Linked DNA regions of Homo sapiens: all the other regions are linked to region 1. Evidence: read pairs that join two places in POLR2A ChIA-PET (ENCODE). Cell type or tissue: MCF 10A. All regions are shown on one strand.

Region 1 (2,500 bases):
GTAATTTGCAACGTGCTGTTTGTACTTCTGCCATGCTACCCTGTTTCCCACGCAGGGACTCAATCTGCTATATCCAAAAAGATGCTTTGAGTCTGCAGAGGAAGCCCTTCAATGGGCACAGGTGCACAAGTGGTAAGAAGCTGGCCTCCCCAGTGCACGCTACACCTGGAATCTCTTTCCCAGAACAGGCCAGAGAACAAGCGGCCAGTCCTAGGGCCCGGTGGCAGGTGTCAGGAGGTTCCAGCATCTGCATCCCCAGCTCCAGCATTGCCCGTTAGAGAAACATGAGTATCTCTCCTGGCTCAACATATGTACAGACCTTGACTCTGGCCCATGGTGTGCAGTGCCTTCCTGTGCAGGCCCCACTCCCCCACTCAGGCCTTCCTCTTACTTTCCCGTGATCTGGGCAGCCCCATCTTCTCACACTTTTCCCTCTTGCCTCTATAGCCAGGGGTCCCCCCAGAAGCTGTTTCGGACAGCATCTATCACATCTATCACTGACTTCCCTGTCTAAGAGAAGGCCAGCAGACAGAACCTTCCACAAGGCTGAAGTGCTTTCCTCATACACTCTGCAGCCAAGTAAACAAACCTATTACTTTTGTTACCTGAACCATAGAAACAAGAGGCTAATTCCATGTCTCCTTATGGCCTGCCCCCTGTGAAACATGCAGGTGGATGTTTTGCTTCCCTCAATATGCCAAAAATAATAATTAATAAGCTCATTGAAGTGCAGCTGCCGTGGTAGGTCAGATTTCAGTCTCATAATGGCAGTGCCTCACACCACACCTCTAATTAGTATGCAGCCATGGTAAAAACAGAGTCCCACTTCTTTTTCTGGAAGAAGGAAATTTTCTGTTTAGGTTGATGTTTCTAAATCTGTCACCAGCCAGCTTCTTCCCAACTCCATGTTTATAGTATCTTTCTATACTCAAAGGAGTTTATAGATAAGGCACAAAAAGACAGCACTCAGATTTCACCCACGGGAGTAGTTGCCATCTGCCGATGGGTCCTTCCTAACTCTGTGAGGCTATAGAGGCCTCCAGAAGCCCACATGAGAATGTGCACGATGGGCTTCAGGAGGAGAGGCTGGTGGAGGAGGGAGTTGAGGTCCCCCCATGAGATCCTCAGAGAGATGCCTGGCACAGCCCAGGATCACAAACACCTGAGTGTTTCCCTATTGCTCATCCATTCTGCCCCTGACAAGTCCTTGAGTCATCTGCACTCACCCAGCAACACCCAGACCTCACCACTCTGCGGGCAGAGGGAAGGGAGGGAGGACAGGCACACATGTGCTCAGCTGAAAGTCTCTTCTACCTTACTCACCAGTCCCTCACTGGCCCTGGACTCTCTTCTGATGGTAAAAGAAGTATACTCAACCAGGGTGAAACTAGCAATACCAACTATCAGAAAAATCACCTTCCCAATTCTACAAGGGGAGCAGTGCATCTGCTTGGAGAGTTGCTAGTCAGAATATTGGACTATTTTGCTTAAGCTACTGCTCCCTTAAAGGATCATTTCTAGGCAACTCTCCCATGTAAACCTGAGATGAAACCACAGGTTCACTCTATAACTAGTAGTCCTAGTTAGCTGTTATGGACGGTATAACTAGGCAATTTGTATTGGTTATCCTAACACAGGGAACATCCTTTTGTTTCTAGGGCATAATAAATGGAGGTCCAAATGCTCATGCCCAGCTCCTAAAGATGATAGTAACAAAGAGGTAGCATTTTGGTGTTCAGACAAGCACTTTCTAGAACATTTGCTTACATTATTGCCTTCCCAGAACCCTCGACCCCATGTCATCTGCCCCAAGTCCAGACGTTCCCTGTGAATATCTCCTCCCTGCTCTGCCTTTGAGGATCAGAAGTTTCCAGAGATGGACACACAGTCTGAACTAGAGAATCAGCTGCTGCACCACAGAAAGATGTCTGGGCTGCAGTCGTTCCCTGCAACCCACTGCCAACACTCCTACTCCTACTTCATGCCCCACAATCTCGCAGTTAGGACAGGCACACCTCTGCAGCTCTCACCTGCCAGCCCTCTCCGGCACAACTTGTTTACCAGCTAACATCCAGCGAGTAGGCAGGTCAGTAGCAGAACTGCCCCAGGCTCCTTCGTCTCCTGGGCTCCATTCTAGGGCTGCTGAATCAAGCTAGCAGGGGCTTAAGCCCAACAGTCCTTTCATTTCTTTGTGCTTCTTCAATAGTTCTGATGCTTGCACTCCTTTAGGTGAGTGGTTCCCAACATTTTTGGCACCAGGGACCACTTCCGTGGAAGACAGTTTTTCCACAGATAGTGGTGGGGGGATGGTTTCGGGATGAAACTGTTCCACCTCAGATCATCAGACATTAGCTTCTCATAAGGAGTGTGCAGCCTAGACCCCTCACATGTGCAGTTCACAATAGGGTTTGCGCTTCTGTGAGAATCTAATGTCTCAGCTGATCTGATGGAAGCTCAGGTGGTAATGCTTCCTCACCCACCGCTCACCTCCTGCTGTGCG
Region 2 (2,500 bases), 67 kb after region 1:
GTGGGACACAGCCAAACCTCACTTGATGCAAGTTTGGCTGTGTCCCCATCCAAATCACTTGCTGATATGGTTTGGCCGTGTCCCCACCCACATCTCAACTCGAATTGTAGCTCCCAGAATTCCCACATGTAGTGGGAGGGACCTGGGGGGAGGTAATTGAATCATGGGGGCAGGTTTTTCCCATGCTGTTCTTGTGATAGTGAATAAGTCTCATGAGATGTGATGGTTTTATAAAGAGGAGTTCCCTTGCACATGCCCTCTTGCCTGCAGCCATGTAAGATGTCCTCTTCCTTTGCCCTCCACAGTGATTGTGAGGCCTCCCCAGCCATGTGGAACTGTGAGTCCATTAAACCTTTTTCCTTTACAAATTACCCAGTCTCGAGTATATCGTTATTAGCAGCATGAAAAGGAACTACTACAGCAAGGTTCAGGTTCTTAAAATAGCATTTTAAGTGGAAATTACATACTTTCAAAATTACCCTTTACAAGACCTTAAATATCAATAAATTTAGTCAGGCCAGTTTTTCCTCCAGTATTGGAATGTATCACTCTTTCTTTGGTTGAGCACCAGATGAAGAATTGTATTTGACTTGCATATATGGGTTGTGTTGTTAAAAAAAAAAAAGCCCTGAACTGTTTTTAAAAACTACCAATACTTTCATTTTCGTGAAATGGTAACACAAATAAGAACCTTGCGGAAATGGGGACCACCAAGTGAGGAAACAGCAGATGGACCTCCCATTCTCATATTCTATATGAGCTATTGATTACATTAACTCTATATGAGCTATCTGATTACATTAATAATGAACTAATTAGGAATAGTTTCGCAATCCGTATTTCATTGGCTCCTGTCTTTGCTTGCTGATGCCGAACTTCAGCTCCTTGCAAAATCCTCTGCCCATAATTTCTAAGAGCCCCTACACAGTGTTTTACATGGGCTCAAGAATAAGGCATATCTGCGGCCACGTGGATATCTGCTGCTGAGTTTTCTTGAACACTTCTAGTACTCATCAGTGAGCCAGCCCCATTAAGCCAGGTCATTACCATGTGCTGCTGGACATCTTCATGACCTCCGTTGTGGCCCTCAAAGAATCAAAATGCTTGTTTCCTGGAATCTCCAATACTGCAAAATCGTGCCATCATTTTCTGCACAAGTGGCAACAAGCTGTAACCCCTCATCTTTTGATTATGTTGTGTGATGTAGTAATGATTTTAGTGCACTCCTATTTCTGCTCTTGGTACTTTCCTAGTGGACTCCACGAGGCTGTATTGGAATATGAATCTTCAAGATAGGTAAGGTGTCATTCCCTCAATCCAAGGATTAACAGCTGGCATGGCATGGGCACTGACCAACTGGAACACTGGCTGGTGCACTGTAGCTGTGCAAATTGACTGAAAAGCAGTCTGGCCAACCCCCACCTCTCTGTCATCCACACTTCTTGGCAGTCTTTCCACCAAAACCCTTATGTAAATCACCTCTTGGCAGCCTGAAACTACCAATTTGCCAGATATGCCATGACATGTTTGAAGCCTGGTGGTGAACGGAGACTTGCCCCAAGCTGTGATTCTATTTGAATGCATCTAATTAAGAAATTTTGATACTCAAATTATATTGTAGAACCGATAATAGGAAAAAAATTAATGTAAGAAAAAATTCAGAAAACTAAAAAATTAATAAAACAACTTTTTTGGGGGGAGTATTTTCTCAGAGTGCTTGTCCATATGCAGATATTTTATAAAGTTGTAATTTTGATGGTTATAATTGTTTCGCTTTTTCAATTACAATCACACTACTCATTTTGCCAACATTTACTGAGTTCCCACGATGTGCACAGCATTGACTGAGATCAAGAGAAATGCCTTACACCTCCATGTAATTCTATTTATACTGGAAGAAAGTTAGATAATGAAGGCAAAGCATGTGCGTGTCCTCATTTGGCAACTCCCTGTTGATGAATTCTTTTTTTCCCACTAGATGGTTTCTCTGGTGCTTAGAAGTACTTCACTTTAACTCCTCTCATGCCAGATTAAAAGCTTAACCTCCATAGGATAGTTTGCTTCCTCAGAGTTCCAGCTGATATGGCTGTGTAAGATATTTGTTTTTAATTCTAAAAGGGTCCAAGAGCCTTTGGCCTTGGAAATATTTTTAAAATGCAGTTGAATAAACCAGTTAGGTTTTAAAGCATATACAGCAGTTTTCTCAATTTGTTGCAAGCAAATGTTTCCCACCATATGTGGCACAGACCTGGGCACACAGTAGACAACAAGCACTTCCTGGTGGAATTAGGATATTCGTGTCTTTTCATGTGTTGTCCAACACAGGCCAGCAAAATTTATGAAATTCTATATAATCATATTTAAAGTCCTTAAGGATAAAAAGTACAATTGGAACACTTTTGATAAGAAGACTAAAAATGAAAACTGTATTCAAATTGTCAAGAAGTGGTTAGAGAAAGTAGAAGTGTACTCAACTGTCTCGGACATGTTGAGTCCTCAA
Region 3 (2,500 bases), 57 kb after region 1:
ATCACCTTAATATCTGGTCCTTCTCCTGGATTTCCTACCTTAGTCATGGAACTACCATCTTTTCAGTCATCCTGGCTAGAAATCTTGCTGCCTTTGAACTTTCCTAATATATTTTTATAGACAGTAACTTGGGAAAAAAATGTATAGAAGACTTCAAAAGAGTCGCATGCTTGCTTCAAAGACAGTGAGGTAGGGAGAAACTGGGAATTGACTCCAAATTCATACGTGGTCTGGAGAGAGAGGCATCCATTGAGAAAGCGTGCTAGTGGTCACTAAATCAGTAGATTGCAAGTCCCATTGACAATGCCTCAGATATGTTTTTCTTTTTGTCTCTTCCTTGCTGGCTACACTGCTCTAGTTCAATACCTTGTATCTTTTGTTCTGGATTACTGTAAGAGCCTCCTAAATATAAGGCCGTGGACTTGGTTTTCAAAATCTACCTACACAAGTCAGGACAAGAGACAGGTGAGCAAGCAGTAGAACACAGCAACTGGTGAAGGGAGTGGAAAGGAGGTTAGCTGACAATCAGAGAAACATAGGCAACAGGGTGAAGTGGACCTCAGCAAAGTTAGTGCCATCTTGGGTCACACTGTAACACCTCGAATAAGAGAGCTTATAGGACCTCTCTAATTTGAGGGGGTCACAGAGTTGGAATATTGCCTTCTGTTCTTGCAGCAACACACTAAAAGAAATAGAGACAAAATGGAGCTTATTTGAGAGTGTGATCAGGATAGTGAAAAGGCCCAAAGTTATTTTTTCATGTGGAATTGTTGACTAACTGTTGATATTTAACTTGAAAAAGATAAAAGAGGGCTAGTTGTCTTCATATATGTAAAGTACTATCTTGTGGAAATTACTGAAGAACTTTATAGATGTCAGAGCTGTCCTGAGCTGGAATGCATTCAACAAATATTGATTGTATGCCTGCAGTGCTAGGCACTGGGGATACATGACAGGTAAGTCAGTCTCTGCCATCATGGAACTTGAGTTCTAGTATGACAGACAATCAGCAAATACACATAAATAAATGGGCAATATAACTTCAGACAGTGATGGGATGGGCTGCCATAGGAGACAATAATGCATGTGATGTTAGAACTATTTGAGCCTAGTTTTGATGATGACTTGGCAGAGCTCTAGGCATTGGACGTGTTACTAAATTAGATGACCTTTGGGGATCTTCAATTCCGAGATTTTATGACTTTGCCTTTCTACTATCGCCTACCAAATTAGGACTCCCTCTCATACACCCTAAGGCTTAGAAACGCCAAACTCCTTGCTAATCCAGGAACAAACCCTGCACTGAGGTTAGTGAGTCAATAGCGACTCAGTGTGAGTATTTGCCCATGTGGTTCCCTTGCCTGGAATGTCTTTCTCTCACTTCTCCGCCTCTCAAAATCCTACTTGTCCATAAAGGCTCAACTCCAAAATAAACTTTTTAATCAAGCCTCCTGTGTAACACCAACACATACTGCTTCACCCTCTGGGCCAGGTGGCACTTAGCTTGTAGCACTATTAAAGCATGTACTGTGTTTTACTTGTATTGGAATTCATTATTTCTTATTCTATTTCCCTACTAGCTTCTGATTTTCTTCGGGGCAGGGACCACATCTTTCTCTTTTTATAATCTCCCCTAGTGCAAGTCTTCTAGCACAGGGCTTTGCACCAAGAAGATATTCAACAAATAAATTAATGTCACACCAGGCAATAAGTTACTTATTATTTGGACTGAATTAGACATGACCACTGCTGAAGTGAGAAAGATAATAACCTATTGGTATAATTAAGAACTTTCTCTCCAAACTTCTGCTGTATCCCTCTCTACTTAACTAGGTGTGTGTGACCCCGGGGCAAGTTGCCTAACATCTTCATGCCTCAGTTCCTTCATTTGTACAATAGCAATCATATTGACTTCATAGTGCCTACTTATGAAGCACCTTTCTCATAAGGCTGTTTCAAGGATTAAGTGTAATAATCCATGTCAAGTGCCTAGGACAGTACCTACCACATAATTAGTCTTCACTAAATATTATTATTAATCTTAGGCTTTGCTGCCCTCCCATAGCTTTATGGTTTGAAAGTATGGCTTAAGGGTAAGAAAAATAAAACATTTTGAACAGAAATAACAAGAGAAGGCAAATGATTGACCTTATATTAGGTATATTTTCTTTCTTTCTTTCTTTCTTTTTTTTTTTGAGATGGAGTCTCACTGTCACCCAGGCTGGAGTGCAGTGGTGCGATCTCCGCTCACTGCAACCTCTGCCTTCTGGGTTCAAGCGATTCTCCTGCCTCAGCCTCCCGAGTAGCTGGGACCACAGGTGCTCGCCACCACGCCCAGCTAATTTTTTGTATTTTTAATAGAGATGGAGTTTCACCGTGTTAGCCAGGATGGTCTCAATCTCCTGACCTTGTGATCCGCCCACCTCCGCTTCCCGAAGTGCTGGGATTACAGGCGTGAGCCACCGCGCCTGGCAACATTAGGTACATTTTCTGTCATCCT

Evidence for each region. ChIA-PET counts read pairs that join two places held together with the same protein. Peaks named below come from ENCODE experiments on the same cell type or tissue, not always from the same donor. Only the 100,000 strongest peaks of a DNase experiment are listed, where the experiment ranks them.
Region 2: POLR2A ChIA-PET joins it to region 1 with 16 read pairs; 21 of 35 experiments call an interaction of 5 or more read pairs at or near these places.
Region 3: POLR2A ChIA-PET joins it to region 1 with 18 read pairs; 2 of 35 experiments call an interaction of 5 or more read pairs at or near these places.

What each region holds. Positions count from the first base shown.
Region 1 is chr3:120,169,147-120,171,646 of GRCh38, reverse strand. The region is part of intron 9 of GPR156 (G protein-coupled receptor 156); the gene reads left to right. All of the region lies in intron 1 of LOC105374065 (a long non-coding RNA gene), which reads right to left. Among named protein-coding and RNA genes, the nearest start is that of GSK3B-DT, 75 kb to the right of the region's middle. RefSeq lists a silencer at 1,094-1,318. In MCF 10A, no CTCF peak of the experiment used is centred here; a DNase peak (open chromatin) is centred at 1,246.
Region 2 is chr3:120,101,818-120,104,317 of GRCh38, reverse strand. The region is part of intron 1 of GSK3B-DT (GSK3B divergent transcript); the gene reads right to left. Among named protein-coding and RNA genes, the nearest start is that of GSK3B-DT, 8.0 kb to the right of the region's middle. In MCF 10A, no CTCF peak of the experiment used is centred here; a DNase peak (open chromatin) is centred at 1,467.
Region 3 is chr3:120,112,541-120,115,040 of GRCh38, reverse strand. No RefSeq gene overlaps it. Among named protein-coding and RNA genes, the nearest start is that of GSK3B-DT, 19 kb to the right of the region's middle. In MCF 10A, no CTCF peak of the experiment used is centred here; a DNase peak (open chromatin) is centred at 1,300.